Linked DNA regions of Mus musculus: region 2 is linked to region 1. Evidence: chromatin loops called from intact Hi-C (ENCODE). Cell type or tissue: left cerebral cortex. All regions are shown on one strand.

What was found. Hi-C counts contacts between places; a loop is a spot of excess contacts. Peaks named below come from ENCODE experiments on the same cell type or tissue, not always from the same donor. Only the 100,000 strongest peaks of a DNase experiment are listed, where the experiment ranks them.
Region 2: a loop joins it to region 1, with 3 times the contacts of the local background. A loop is called at or near these places in 2 of 42 quality-filtered maps.

What each region holds. Positions count from the first base shown.
Region 1 is chr6:84,075,116-84,083,115 of GRCm38, forward strand. All of the region lies in intron 14 of Dysf (dysferlin), which reads left to right. Among named protein-coding and RNA genes, the nearest start is that of Dysf, 60 kb to the left of the region's middle. In left cerebral cortex, a CTCF peak has its summit at 3,238 (motif pointing right); DNase peaks (open chromatin) are centred at 3,238 and 5,597.
Region 2 is chr6:85,121,602-85,129,601 of GRCm38, forward strand. Gm5878 (predicted gene 5878) reads right to left here and starts at 4,493. Exons shown (of 3, transcript NR_168059.1): 1 at 3,989-4,493. In left cerebral cortex, no CTCF peak of the experiment used is centred here; no DNase peak of the experiment used is centred here.

The DNA of each region.
Region 1 (8,000 bases):
TTGTATGCATCACAGGCCATGGCCACACCCAGGCTCCAGCCACCTAGCTGCAAGGGCCTCCACACAGCTCTCTTTGGCTCTGACTCTTCTCTTTCCTGCCAGACTTCCTCATGCCTCTCATCTGCTCTACATGTGGCCCTTTTGAGCAACGTTCTCCCCAGGTACCACCCTCAGAGGAGCCTCCATCTTAAGGATGCTATTGTTCAAGGAGGAGTATGTGGGCCTGCCTCTACTCTTTCCTCATTCACATCCAACATGCTGAGTCTGCCCTCAACCTCAAACATGCCCCAAGGACCAGCCCTTCCTAACTACTGTGCCCCTTTCCCAGCCACTGCCATTTCCTCCCAAGGTCACACAGTCGTCTCTTCACCACCTTTCTCCATCTCAGGACAGGGACTTTTTGGAGAACCTAGGTCATTTGTCCAAATTCCTGAGTTCTCTGGTTGTTTCCTCTGGTATTTCCTTACTCTTTTGGCTCCTGTATTTCCTGGGCACCAAAGGAGGGCTGTTACATTCAGAGGATTTTGCCTGGAGCTTACCACAGGCCATGTTCCCTATATTGTGTTGCAACATGACACAGCATCACGTGTCCCATTCCCCCTTGGTTGATTCTCTATCTTCTGCTCTAACTGTTATGCCTCCCCCGACCCCTGCAATTGGCCACTACTCCTTGGGTGACATCTTGATTCTTTGAGGATGATAAGTGTACCTTATCACCCAATACACTGAGTGTCCACCTACTTCTGCCTGAATACATCACTGCTTGGGGTTATCCAGGGCTCATTTTCTCATTTCTACTCCTCCATTTTACTTGAAAAATTTTATTTTTTGAATGTACGTGTCTTAGGGTTTTACTGCTGTGAACAGATACCATGACCAAGGCAACTCTTACAAGGACAACATTTAATTGTGGCTGGCTTACAGGTTCAGAGGTTCAGTTCATAATCATCAAGGCAAGAACATGTCAGCATCCAGGCAGGCATGGTGCAGGCAGAGCTGAGAGTTTAAAATCTTCATCTGAAGACTGCTGGTGGGAAGACTGACTTCCAGGTAGCCAGGGTGAAGGTCTTAAGTCCACACCCGCAGTGACACACCTACTCCTAGTCCACACCTCCTAATAGTGCTACTCTCTGGGCCAAGCATATACAAACCATCACAGTATGAATAAGTCTGTGTGTGTCTGCGTGCATGTGTGCGTGAGTGCGTGCATGTGTGTGGGTTGCCTATCCCTAAACATGCACAGAGGCTGAAGGAAGATGCTGGGTATTTTCTTCCTGAAATTGGAGCTAGGCTGTCATCTGTGAGCCCAGTGAGCCTCCTGTTTCTGTCCTGCAGGGTTATAGGTGCTTACAGCCATGCCTACCTTTTTACGAGTGCTAGGGATTTGAACTTGGTTCTTACGATTGTTCAGAGAGCCTTCTTTTCTCTCTGAGCCATCTTTCCAGTTCTCTTTGGACTTAAAATATTTTTAAACATTTTAGGATTGTATTATTTTTAAAAAGATTTATTTATTTTTATGTCTGAGTACAATTACAGCTGTCTTCAGACACACCAGAAGAGGGCGTCAGATCCCATTACAGATGGTTGTGAGCCACCATGTGGTTGCTGGGAATTGAACTCAGGATCTTTGGAAGAGCAGTCAGTGCTCTTAACTGCTGAGGCATCTCTCCAGCCCTTAGGATTGTATTATAATTACATACTTTTCTCTCTTTTCTTTTCCCTTCCCAAAACCTCCCCTTACTCCTCTTTCAAATTTATGGCCTTGATTTCAGATAACAAATCTACGGTCTTTCTTCCCTGGGGGAGACTATTAATCCTGATTGCAGAGTTCCTTAGCTGCCTGCAGTTCTTTGCCTAGGGTTGAGGACTCACGGGCTTTCTCCTTTCCATGCTAGCATGTCCAGTGGTGTTACCCCTCTTCAGGTCATGTTCAGACAGCCATATTGGTGAGGTTTCATGGGTGTGGCTTCTGACCTTCCTAGAAGACACAATCTCACAGCAAAATCCCCGTTCTTCTGCCTCTTAATCTTTCCACCTCTTCTGCAGTGATCCCTGAGCCCTGGAAGTTGTATTGTAGATGCATCAGTTAGGACTGGACTCCACAACTCTGCACTTTGATTGGTTGTGGTTTTCTGTAATGGTCCCCATCTGTTGCACAGAGAAGTTCCCTTGATGAGGGTTGGGTTTGGTTGGACTGAAACTTGCTTTAGTGAGGATGGACTTTGAATCCTCCTGTCTCCACCCCTGACGTTCTAGGTCTATGTGGTGCTAGGGAATGAACCCTGGGCCTCATGTGTGCTAGGCAAACACTTCACTAAGTGAGCTACAGTGTCAGCCTGCCCTGCCCTGTTGGCAGTAGGAGCCCCCTCCTCCACTCCCCGAGCCTAACACAGAATCTCAGGGAAAGTATCATGGGCCCAGTCACTCACTCAGCTTGCCAGCCAGCTTGATCCCTCTGAGGTGACAACGTTCTCTATAGACCCTTGCCAGCCCCAGGCAAGTGTTGGTTTGGACTTGGGGTCTGTGAGTGCGGCTTCAGTGTTGACTTCCCAAGTTTCAGGATGCATGAAGGCAGGAAGGAATCCAAGTTTTCCTGGACATTTGTCCTCTGAAACTGAGGATTAGGCTTCCCTGTTGACAGCTGGGAAAGATGGCGCCAACTAGGTTTGGTTGTTTTTATCCACAGTTCTAGCATGTCATTAGTGGCTTCATCATCTCACCTTCAGGTCACTTACTTGCCTTGGAGCCCAGGTCGAGCGCACTGTGGGCCCTGTCCCCTGCATCCCACCAGCACCCACCCATGCCTGAGATTGCTCTGGGTCTTCACTTTGCTGATGCTCTTCTCTGGCCTTGGAGATTTTCCTAGAGTACCGGGGTCTAGGGGAGGTGACTTGGGAGATTGGATAAAGCCTAAGCTACCCCTTGGTCCTGCTTGAGAGGGTGAGGCTGAGGAGTGAGCTGGGAAGGAGGGTGGCCGGCTGCTTTCATGGTCCTTAGGCTCTGTCTTCTTTTTTGTCCTGAACCCTGTTCTCAACCTGTCTCCCCTAACCCCACCCCATTCTACCCGTCCCTCTCCCTGGCTCTAGCTCTAAGCTTTTGTTTATTTTATTTTATTTTATTTTATTTTATTTTATTTTATTTTATTTTATTTTATCTTTACACCTACTTACATCTGGAGACCCCCTAGGACCTTTCCAGTGTCTGCCTAGCCACACTTGGATGTTTCTGCAGTTTTGCTTATGGACACTTGGGGGCACTGTTAGTCAAGTTCTATCCTACTACACAGTGACTACACATAGTGTGTATGTGTGCATTGTATACAGGACAAGGAAAGGGGTGTGCTTCAGGACAGGACAGATATCTTAGACTTTATGGATCTAAGAATGAGACCTATTTATTGCAAAATTTAAAGAATAAAAAAATCAGAGAGAGAATAAAATAAAAGGAAGAAAAAGAGAAAAGAGAAAAGTGTCCATGCGCCTGTGGTAAAGCTTGTTCGGTCTGTTCTCTGTGGATCTCATTTCCCTTCACAGCTCTGTGACTGGAATCTGGCTAAAGGGTGGGGCAGCGCTGAGCCTTGGCATCTCAGTTCCTGTGTTCTCTTCCAGGCCTTTCCTTGATCAATTTTTGTGGGGAGGGGTACTTCCTGCTTTTTGTTGGGGGGCTCTGTTTCAGCAACTTCAGAGTGTAGTGCTGACAGGCTGTCTATTCCCCGAGTGTGAGATGGTGCTGTGTGAGCTGAAGTCATGTGCTGTGGGTGTCGAGCCTGGTGTCAGAGAGTCAGTGATGTGTGTTAAACCAGGGGTGCTGCAGCAGAGCCGTGCAGAAGCAGGTTCCGTGAGGATCTCAGAGGAAAAACGTGATGGGCTGACGGTAATAACCTTGCCCATTTCCTTTAGATGATGAGTCGGTAGTCCTGATTCATTGTTCAGCGTGACTCTGTAGAGGCCATGAGTAAATGAGACTCAGTTCTCTGTGAGCAGCTCGGACAGCTTGGATTATCCAGCGTTTCCTCAGGTTAATGCTCAGCCCAGCTCGCTGCTCTATTAGACAGATACACAGCAAAGTGAATCATATGTATGGATGGGTGAGAGTTCAGCTTTTTCCTTTCTAACTCGGTCAGCATACAGAGATCTTTGTCCGTGAGCTGCTTCCCATAGAAAAGCTTCTAGAACCAACCGGGATTATGGACTTATAGATAGAGGTTGAAGCAAGAAGCTGGGAGAGCCTTCCCCTTTGTATATTCTAGAACGATTTCTTTCATTTTATAATAAGATTTGTATTTATTTTTAGGTATGATACTGCATGCATCTGCTATCTATGGTTGATCTATCTATCTATCTATCTATCTATCTATCTATCTATCTATCATCTATCTATCTATCTATCTATCTATCATCTATCTATCATCTATCTATCTATCTATCTATCTATCTATCTATCCATTCACCTATCTATCATCTGTCTATTATCTATCTATCTATCATCTATCTATCTATCTATCTATCTATCTATCTATCTATCTATCATCTACCTACTTTCCTACCTACCTATCATCTATCTCCATCCATCCATCCATCCATCCATCCATCCATCCATCTCTCCATCCATCCATCCATCCATCCATCCATCCATCCATCCATCTCTCCATCCATCCATCCATCTCTCCATCCACCCATCTCTCCATCCATCCATCCATCCATCCATCCATCCATCTCTCCATCCATCCATCTATCCATCCATCCATCCATCCATCCATCCATCCATCCATCTCTCCATCCATCCATCTCTCCATCCATCCATCCATCCATCCACCCATCCATCCATCCATCTCTCCATCCATCCATCTATCCATCCATCCATCCATCCATCCATCCATCTATCCATCCATCCATCCATCTCTCTACCCATCCATCTCTCCATCCACCCATCCATCCATCTCTCCATCCATCCATCCATCCATCCATCCATCCATCCATCCACCCATCATCTTTCTCTGCTCTGCTCTCCATGTAACCATCTTCTTCTGTCCTCCCTTGCAAGTGCATTTCCTTTACAAGGTTTTGGCCTCCTTACGTATGTGTCAGCAAGTGTGACTGTGGGTTCTCAACGTCTACCACTCCAGTCCAAGCATTTGCATACTGTGCTCACTGCTCCATCCTTACTTTTCTACCCCGTGGCAGAGCTTGCTTCACTTCTGTGCACACAGAGTCTCCTCTTTTTCAGAGTTGCATAGTACTATGGCTGGAACCATACTTTCTTTCTTTAACCCACCCTCTATTGGTGGATACCCAGCTCGTTCCAGATCCCTGCTAGCTCGAGCCATGCTGTGGTAAACAATGCACTCTGATCATAGGTATTTCTGTAGAGAGTATCTGGGGAAGGACTGACAGGTAGAAGGAACCCGATTTTCTAAGTTTGGTAGCCCCAGCTCCCTCCCCATAGGAGTCATTTCACTTTCCTCCACTGGCAAAATCAAGCGTGTGGTTTCCCTCCAGCCTGGCTGACAGTGGTGCCAGGCTATAGAGGCATTTATGGATCTGGGTGGGAGTAGAAACTCTTTGGCCTACTTCTGCTCCAGCCCTTCACATGCTCCCAAACAATGGTGGCTACACCCCTGCAATGCTGGCCCTTTGCCTGCTGCTCCCCCCACCCTTTCTCTGCTAACACCTCTTCTGCCCCACCCTACCAGGCTTTGGCTGGGCTCTTTCTACAGGGAGGAGGAGAAATGGCAATAGGATTTGAAACTGGATGGTTGGGAGCAGAGACAAAGCCCTTGTCCCTGGGAACCCAAAGCTCTGGATCTAATTCAAATGCTCATTATTAAAATAATGCGGGCTGTCGAGATGGCTCAGTGGGTAAGAACAATGACTGCTCTTCTGAAGGTCCCGAGTTCAAATCCCAACAACCACATGGTGGCTCACAACCACCTGTAATGAGATCTGATGCCCTCTTCTGCTGTGTCTGAAGACAGCTATAGTGTACTTATGTATGATAATAAATAATTCTTTGGGCCTGAGCGAGTGGAGCTGACTGGAGTGAGCAGAGGTCCTAAAAATTCAATTCCTAACAACCACAAAGGCTCACAAGTATCTGTACAGCTACAGTGTACTCACATACATAAAATAAATAAATAAATATTTAAAAAAATAAAATAATGCACTTTAATAAAACTCTTGTTTAGCACATGACAGGCCTGTAGGAGAAACCTGTTCACTATTGTTAGCGGTGGACTCATCTGCCTTCCAGAAACTATATAATCAAGACTGAGTCTCTTAAATTTTATTTGTTTCTCTCTCTTTCTCTCTCTCTCTCTCTCTCTCTCTCTCTGTATGTGTGTGTGTGTGTGTGTGTGTGCATGCATGTCTAAGCACTTGCATATGTACATGTGTGCTCGATGTCATGTTTTTTAATGTTTTTTTAATTGGACATTTTATTTGTTTACATTTCAAATGTTATCCCCTTTCCTGGTTTTCCTCTGCAACCCCCCTATCCCATCTCCCCTTACCCTACTTCTATGAGGGTGCTCCCCCACCAACCCACCCACTCCTGTCTCCCTGCCCTAGCATTTGTCTACACTGGGGCATCAAGCCTTCACAGGACCAAGGGCCTCCCCATCCATTGATGCCAGATAAGGCCCCTTCAGCTCCTTCAGTCCTTCCCCCAACTTCTCTATTGGAGTCCCTGTGCTCAGTCCAAAGGTTGGCTGCTGTATTGGTCGGGATCTGGCAGAGCCTCTTAGGAGACAGCTGTATCAGGCTCCTGTCAGCAAGCACTTCTTGGCATCTGCAATAGTGTCTGGGTTTGGTGTCTGCATGTGGGATGGATTTCCCCTGGTGGGCAGTCTCTGGATGGCCTTTCCTTCAGTCTCTGTTCTGCTCTTTGTCCCTGTATTTCCTTCAGACAGGAGCAATTCTGGGTTAAAATTTTGGAAATGGGTGGGTGGCCCCATCCCTCAATTGGGGGAGCCATACCTAACCTCTGGATATGGTCTTGACAGGTTCTCCCTCCCTGTTGTGGGGTATTTTAGCTAAAGTCATCCCCGTGGAGTCCTGGGAACCTCTTGCTTTTCTGGCATCTGGGACTTTCTAGTTGCTAACCCCAGTTCTCCATTCCCCATTGCTATACACCTCTGTTCAATTTCCTGACCCTCTGTATATCTCCTCCATCTCCTCCCACACCTTCTATGTCATGTTAATGTGTGAATATATACATATATTTGTGTGTGCATGCTGGTGTCATTATCCGTAGCTCTTTACCTTATTTGAATGTGTGTGTGTGTATTATGTATGTATGTATGTATGTATGTATGTATGTATGTATGTATTTTTGAGACAGAGTCTTTATTATGTAGCTCTGACTGTCATGAGCTTGTTATGTAGACCAAGCTGGCCTAGAACTTACAGAGCTCTGCCTGCCTCTGCCTCTGGGATTAAAGGTGTGTGCCACCACAGCTCCCAGCCTTTCACCTTATTTTTTGAGACAGGATCTCTCATTGAACCTAGAACTGGTTGGACTGCCTGGCCAGGGAACTCTAGGGATCCTCCTGTCGCTGCCTTCTGGGAGCCATGATTACAAGTGTGTGCCACCATGCCTGGCTTCTACATGGGTTTCTGGCCATAGAACTTGAGTCTTCATGCTTTTGTGGCAAGGATTTACTCATGAAGACATCTCCCCAGCCCTTGAAACTGAGTCTTTGTCTTCTTCCTCATTTGCGGGTGCAGGCTGTCCTGGGGCTTCATGGACACAGCACGGAACCCTTGCCTTAGAACACTTTCCATTCTTGGTCTGTTTCTTGTTTGTAGCACAAACAAGCTTTCAGACAGCACTTCTCTGAGGCAAGCTGTGGCTTCCTTGTTGGCTTGCTTGCTTGCTTGCTTGCTTGCTTGCTTGCTTGCTTCCTTCCTTCCTTCCTTCCTTCCTTCCTTCCTTCCTTCCTTCCTTCCTTCCTTTCTTCCTCCCTCCCTTCCTTCCTTTCTTCCTCCCTCCCTCCCTTCCTT
Region 2 (8,000 bases), 1.0 Mb after region 1:
ATAAAATACCTAACTAAAAAATTGGAAATGATAAAATAAAAAAATCACACACAAAAAAGCAGCCCTGTGATACAGCCAATCTGTTGGCCTCTTGCTCTTGCCTTGCCATCAAGCAGATGCCCAAGCAATCAATTTCTGTTGTTTCTAAGGACAAACTAAGGCATTTTGAGAGCAGAAGGGCATAGGGTGCCAAGGAATTGCTCTATCTCCCACATGTGTCGTTTATAGAACCCTGACTGGCAACTGATTTCCTGATCATTTTGAACATGTCATCCCACTGTCTCAGGATCCTCGGCTTTGGTGAGAGGCCCCAGGCATCATGGGGAACATGGGATGATTGGTGTCACCTCCTCTCAGCCCCCTGGGTACTCTCATACTCTGGAGGGAGGGAGTCTTGGAAGATAGTATTTTGCAACAACTACTGATGTAGGCAGGAGCTACCAACCTTTAGCACCCATCAGTCTGAGTTTAAGAAAAATAAATAGAATGCTTTGAGTGTAGACGTGAGTTATTACAAAGTTATCATAAAGGCTGGGTCCAGTGAAAAGCAAAACACTGCCCATCTACCTGCCAGCGAATGTCAGAGACCATAACCGATGGAGGGCCAAGGCTCCGGAGCGCAGTGTCATCCTTGAGATTCCTTGTTTGATTATCAAGGAGAAAAGTGTCCTTGTTAAAGTTTAGGTGTCCCACAGAGTTTCAAGTGTTTGCCACCTGGTGTCTCCTCTGGTTGGAAAATAGCCCTTGGGCAGTGGGCCTAGCAGAAAGAAGTGGGTCACTGGACAACCTGGGAGATAGACATTTGAATGTAACCAGCCCCCTACTGCCCCACTCACCAGAACAGCCTTCCTGTCCTTGGAGAGAAAAAAGGTAGAAAAGCTTTTTTTCTGTGCCCAGCCACGATTGGCCCGTTCCTTGCTCTGACCTCACAAGGAACCCTGGTGAGGATTGACAGACACCTGTCCACTTACAGCTCTGGCTGAGGCTGCCTGCTATCCTTAGAGCTGTTGGTTGGTTGGTTGGTTGGTTGGTTGGTTGGTTGGTTGATTGGTTAGTTGGTTGGTTGGTTGGAAAGCGATTGGAGTTCGACATTGCTGAGAGATTGTACTTGGACTTTCTGGAGCTGTTGGCCCCTGAAAGAGAGAGTTTCTCTCCACCTGGGTGACTTTGATTTGCTTTCTTTGGTTGGGTTTGTATATTTGATGCCTTCATTCTTGTGTTTACACTTCCATGGTCTTCATTATTTTCAATTTTACTTTTTAAAAAAAATTTAAGTAATGCTTTTAAGTTAGAATAATTCATTATTTTCACTTTATGAGTATTTTGCCTCCATGTGGTCTGAGCACCACATTCCTGGTGCCGTCTATGGAGTCAGATTTTCCGGAAATGGGTTACAGGTGGTTGGGAGCCACTCATTTCACACTTGGTATTAGAACATACACATAATGTAATTGGGTTTTTATAGAATCCAAACACTCAGGACAACTGCCTATAGTTCCACTTCCAGGAAATCTGGTGCCCTCTTCTGAACTTCAGAAGTCACATAAATAAAATTACATAGATTTTTATCACTATTTTAAGTGTCCTGCAGTGCCTTTGAGTGTGCTGTACGGGTGCCCTTAGAGTCTAGGTGTAAAGTCTCCTGGAGCTGGCGTTAGGGCAGCTGTGGATCACCGGACCTGTTCCTGAGAACCAAATGCAGGCTTCTGAAGGAGTAGTAGAACATTCCTCCTCATGTTTCCAGAGCCAGCTCCCGAGCCTGGACACTGTGGGTTTTGGGGTGTCTGTTGTCTTATCCACTTCCCTTGAACCTGATTGTCTTGGTGCCTTGGCTCCCAGTGCTTGCCGACATCAGGCGAGAGGACTGTTGTCCTTCCCAGTGAGCAGCTCTGACTGTCTGTGATCCGTTGTGTTTTTTCAGTTTGCAGTTGGTCCCTGTCAACCAGACCTATGTCATATTTTGTGTCAGCAACTTTTGGAACAACTACAGGAGGAACGCCAAGCCGTGAGATTTTGGCCTGGCTGCTACAGTGATTCCTGGGCAGAAGCTGATGAATAGCTTTGCCATACTGCCCTACTGTCACCAGAACTCATTCAAGCTGAGGACTATGAGGGCTGCCCCAGCAGTATCTGCAGTTGAGTGGTCTTCCTGTTCGTGGCCGGGCACTTGCCTTTCCAAGGCAGGTATTTTGCTGACCTGAGGCGGCAGATCATTGCTGCAAACTTCAGCATTCCTCATGTTTCCACCCATATTTTTGACATCATCATCGAGGTGCTGGTGACCAGTCCCTGCAGGAGGGCCCCCATACACCAAATCATGACACACCCCTTGATCAGGAACACCAAGGCACACTTACCACGTACTTCCACACAGAGTTTCCGAGACACCAGAGCCCTAGCAGTGTCAGGACCAAGGAAAAGGGATCGTGGAGTCACCCAGGTGGGTGCACGTCCTCATTTAATTTATCCATACTCCCCCTTGTCCTTTGTGACAAATGATGAGTGTGCCTACTTCTGGCACACATACAACCATAACAATCTATCACTTCAGAAAGAACAATTCCTAGAAACCCACAAAGGGACATCTCATGTTTGTTGAGTCAGAAGTTGTTATCAGAGATGCTGATCAGAGCAGGGAGAAGAGGAGGTGGAGGCATGGCCAAGGGAAGCAGAGAGTCCTTGGAGAACCACTGGAGTGCTATGGCACTGCAGGGCCAGCCAAGTAAGTCCTGCGTGTTTCAAAGTCACTAAGAGCCTCCTTTTGTGTCTTTCTGTTTTGAAGTCCTGAAGCCCCACTCTCTGGCTTGTGAGCCCCCACCCTGGGTGAACTTTAGAGGTTGTTCTATGGGAAGTACCTTGCTTTGCTCCCTGTTTTCTTGTAGGGAACACGGTCTTCTTCATGGAGTAGACTTCTCTCCCCAGAGAGTGGGAGGCTCCCTAGTCAGCCTGACTTACCTGCCCCAAAGTGAGCTCCTGGGTTGACAATGAGGACTTCAAGTGCTCCCGTGGCAGGAAATGCTTAATTTCCCTATGGAAATTCAAAATGCTGGGGTCCAGTCTCTACCAAAGTAGGATCTAAGCAACTGCTATAGGAACCAAGGCCAACCTTTTTCTTTTTTCTTTGTCTTTTGTTTTTATTTTTTATGGGTTGTTTGTTTGTTTGTTTCAGTGAAAGAAAAGTATAAAGCCAAGGAAGAAAATTAACTTCAATGAACACAACTCTCTTTTCTTTAGGAAAGTCAAATAACATGTGTGTGTGTGTGTGTGTGTGTGTGTGTGCGAGCCTTTTGGAGCGTATATTAGCAAACCAGATGCGGCTGCAGACAGGGTGGGGTAAGTCTAGATATGACCTTAAAAGCCCTCCTCTCCCACCTCCCACTCAAGAGGACGGTCCTAGCAACCGGGTGGGCTGGCTCCTAGAGGTCAGTGGTAAAGAAAGCCGGTTTGCTGATCCCAACCTTTGCCCCATTGTGGGTCAGGGATGCCAATGTGATTGGGCAAAGTCTGGCGTAGGATGCTGAGAAACGTCCCAAGACACCTGAGTGAACGCACCACGCTGCTCTGCTTCCCACAGAGCCAAGGGTTACAGGTGGACTTTTGCTGCCCACAAGCACCAAGCGATCTGGTGACTACTAGAGCATAGTAGTAGTTACAGCTCAAAGCTCTGGAGCAGTAAGGGTAGAGGGCCAGCACTTTCGGGGATGGGACCCGTTTAGTCATAAGGGAGAATAAGGTTGGCCAAAGGAAGGTCTGAAAAAGCTCTTAGGCTGCTCTATGCCTTGTGTCTTAACTGGGTTCATTCCTTGGAAAATGTGGCTGTCCCAACCACACTTCCTGAGTGGGAGAACATGGCAGACCAAAGGCTAATCGCCTGGGAACAATGAAGGCTGATCCCTAAGCCTTGTCCTTAACAACTTCTGTACAGCCCCTGCCACCTCAAGAATCCTTCCCCGCATCCCTGGGTCAGGAACACAGCGTGGACACTTACCCTGGAAGTGGAGGCCAAAGAAGCGATTCCGAAGCAGCCAGGGGTGGAAATGGAGAGGGTCGCAATGCTGGGCGCTGAAAAGAGTGAGGGGGTTGCGGGGAGGAGGAGCCCAGCTGGTGTGCCGGGTGCACCGTCATCATTAAGTGGTTCATGGCCTAGCGAACACCAGCTCGGGCAGTCCATAGGGCAAGTGGCCCAGGCGGCAGTGGCAGAGAAACCACTTACAAAGGCCGCCTCGGCCGCACTGGGGTGAGTTAGTTGAGCGCCATGGGTCTGAGCGGTTCCTTTGAGGTGGCCACAGCCAGCGGATGGGAGCCCGCGCGCCCCACTACCAGGACTCCCATAGGTGCCACCATCCTTGGCCACCAAAAACTTGGTGGGGAAATCCTGCTTGCTGGAACACCGTCGCGGCCACGACTAGAATCGTGCGAGAGCCCTGGCACGAAGTTGGGCAACTGCGCACCGCCTAGAGCCTGCGTGGTCCCTGTGGCCCCCGGGGAACTCTGAGCAACCGCCGGAGCGCGCGCTGTGCGTGCTACTGAGAACCTCTTCTGGGGTCCTCCTGATGCGGCACCTGCCCAACGCTCGGCTCGCCGGTTGGCCGCCTCTCTGCTGCCCCAAAGAGGGTGGGTGGGGGGAAGGGCGAGGCGATGGATTGCCGGTAGAGAAGTGGTCCCCAGTCCAAGGCAAAAATCGGACTGGAATATTGGTGCATGCTCTAATATCCTCTTCCTACTCTCCTCTCTGCAACTCTGCCCTTTAGCCTCAGCGGCCATCGAGTCTGAGGGGGCACACCTGCAGAGCCTGGGCTTGAGGAAAAAGATCAACCACTCTTCTAGTGTGAACCGTAGTTGATCCCCTCCCTTCGTCCTGGGATGTCTCAGTTCTTAGAGAACTTGGATCCAAGTTTAGGAAGGCTGTTTGGAGTCCAGCCTAGATTCTCCAGAGAATCTGGTCGGCGTTCACCTAACCTAAGGGTGCCTGCTACTCCACCTTTTGCCTCTGGAATCCCATTCTGAAGCTGAGGTGCTGTTCCTGAAATTTCGCGTTTAATGGATATTTAGGGGAACACTGCTTCAAACAGGATGTGCATTCTTTTCCCAGGGGCCAGGTTTGCACTGGGAAGGAGCCACAGAACCTAGCTCTCCACAGCGCTCCCTCAGCATTTCATGGTGCTCCAATGCAGCAGGTCTGCCAGGTCCCCTCTCCTCCCGCTGCAATAGTCGATGACAAGGCCAAAATAGGGTCTTTGGGTCACTGTTTCCTAAATTGGAGCTGTCCTTGTTGTACACGTGGCTCTTAAGAGGACAGGCCAGTGGTCCATGGCTGGCAGAGGCAACCTGGCCTCTTGGACATGCGACCTGGGAACAAACAGGTCGACCCTCCTGCTACCTAGAACTGTAGGGCATTTCCCCAATCTGCTCAGGTTTCTTTTGCAGGCATTAAGGGGAGAAAAGGGCTGTTGACAGTAGAACTTATACTCTGCAAATTTTCTACCCCAACCTTCCAGGGTGCTGGGGCTAAGAGGGCTCTGAGTTAGGGGGTCCTGACCCAGTAAGTCCTTGTTCGCCCATGACAGGGAGGAGACATAGAAGAATTCTGCTTTCTAGTCGCTGTCCCGTAAGTGATTCCGACTAACCAGAGCACATCCCGGAGTGCTCACTTCAGAGCTGGGCCCCCTGAACCCTGAAGGGCAGTGGAGTCTACATCCTTTACAACTCTGAGGACTCCAGGCCAGGTCCTGGCAGCAGCCCGTGGGAATGCTGGGAGCCTTGAACCCTCAGAGCTCTGGGAGCCCTAGCAGGTACAAAGATGGTTCAAGTCTAATTTTCCATTCAACTGCTCTGAAGAGTCCCCACCTACCCCCAACCCCCACCCGGCAAGCAGGTGCCATTCTGGGGACCCTTGGGCGAGGTAGGGAAGAGGTGGCAAGAGGAGGCTGAAAGGGGACCACACCTTCCAGCCCTTCTCATTCTGGACTACCTAGGGCTGGCCCCTGGGCTTCCCACTTTCTACCTGATCAGCACTCTGTGCCCTGTCTCTGGATGTCTGCTGCCCCTGTGAAACTTTCCCCACTCCCGAACCCTGTAGCTGTCTCTGACTGTCTCCTTTTACTTACTGCTGCCTCTGACCACATGAGGATGAATCCTCTCTTTTCCTTGGCTACATCCTGCGTGGTGGGGGCTAGGTCACTAAAGTGGCAGAGGTGGGAATCAGAAGAAGGTCTCCTTGGAGCAAGGTCTGGGCAGAAACGGAGTTTCCATTAAGTAAAACTGTCTAGGCTTAAGCTCTGGGGACAACCAAGTGTTGGGCTCTATGGGGGAGACAGAACAGGCCCCCTTGCTGGTCTGTGTGCTCTGAGTCCCACAGGTCATCCTCAGGCTCCTCCTTCTCCCCTCGTGTCTAGCCCGGGCAGTAGCTAAGAACCCCTTAAAGGAGGCGATCAGCTGGGAAGCCGGACTGTCTCCTCCTTCTCCCCTCGTGTCTAGCCCGGGCAGTAGCTAAGAACCCCTTAAAGGAGGCAATCAGCTGGGAAGCCGGACTGTCTCCACCATCCCAGTCTCGCATCTAAAGAACCTGCTCGGCTCCTGACTGCTCCTAGGCAGCTCTCCACCCATGCGCCTTCCTCCCTATTCCTCTCCAGAATTCCCTAGACCCCTCCTGTCAGGCTGCAGGCATTGATACCTGCCTGGTTTCCTGACCTCTGCTCCCCTTAGGGCCTCCTCTTCCTAGCTACTCCCCTGCAGCAGCTGGAGAAGTAGCCAAGGCTTCCATCCCTTACTGGATTCTGCATGGAAGTTCTGACCTTCACCCAGTTCTCTCTTCCTGCCCTCCACCCTGCTCTGCCCTCGCCCCCACAGCATGCACACCTCTCCTTCTACCACCATCCTTTACCAAAATACCCCCCACCCCACCCCCGCCACACACACACCTTTCACCTTCAGCCTGCTGCCCACTTTATCATCCTGTGGTTTCCCTTCCCATCCAAACTGTTGGGCTCTGCAGGAGAGGGAGGCCCATCACACACAGTAAGAGCTCCTACACTCCACACATCTGCCTGGCTGTGCCAGCTCATCCCACATCTGTCCAGCCTTTTCCCTCGATTTCTTCAGAGATCCTGGCACCTACTCTGCTGATCCAACCTGAACCATCTGGACCATTCTGTCTGTTTCTCTCCCCTCAGTCTCTGAGATGGCATGGACCAAATGCAGACTCTGTGTACTGGACCATGAGACTTGATCAAGCACCTTGACACACTCTCTCTCTCTCTCTCTCTCTCTCTCTCTCTCTCTCTCCCTCTCCCTCCCTTTCTCTCTCTCTCTCCCCCAAGTTTTCGTCTCCCCATTTCTTCATTTCTTCTCCAGCCAAACTCCCCTTCATGTCTCCCACTCTTTCAGAGATTTCCCTGTGATGTTTCCCTCTGTCGCTTGACTTTTCTTCTTGATCACCCACCATCATTTTTTCTCCTTGAAACAAGCAAGATCTCACTCCAGAGACCTGGAACTCACAGGCTGCCCCCAAACTCAAAATAAATCTCCTGCCTCTGTCTCCAGGTAACTGGGATTTTAAGTATGTGTGGCCAAACCAGCTGACCCTCCAACTTTCTGAATAATTTAGTCTCTGGCCAATTCTACCACTTCCTCTCTCCCCACATCCTCACAGTCAGACTTCTACCCAATCCCAGCAGAAAAGTGGTTTACAAACCTCTCAAACTTTCATGAGCATATTCTTGCAAGGGCAATATGTGTTTAAGAAAATGACAGGCTGGAGAGATGGCTCAGCAGTAAAGAGCACTGACTGCTCTTCCAGAGGTCCTGAGTTCAAGTCCCAGCAACCACATGGTGGCTCACAACCACCCATAATGAGAGATCTGATGCCCTCTTCTAGAGTGTCTGAAGACAGCTACAGTGTACTTACATATAATAAATAAATAAATCTTTTTAGAAAAAGAAAATGACAGGCATAGCTTCTTGGAGTTATTGTAATACTAAGTGGGTTACAGTCTCCACAT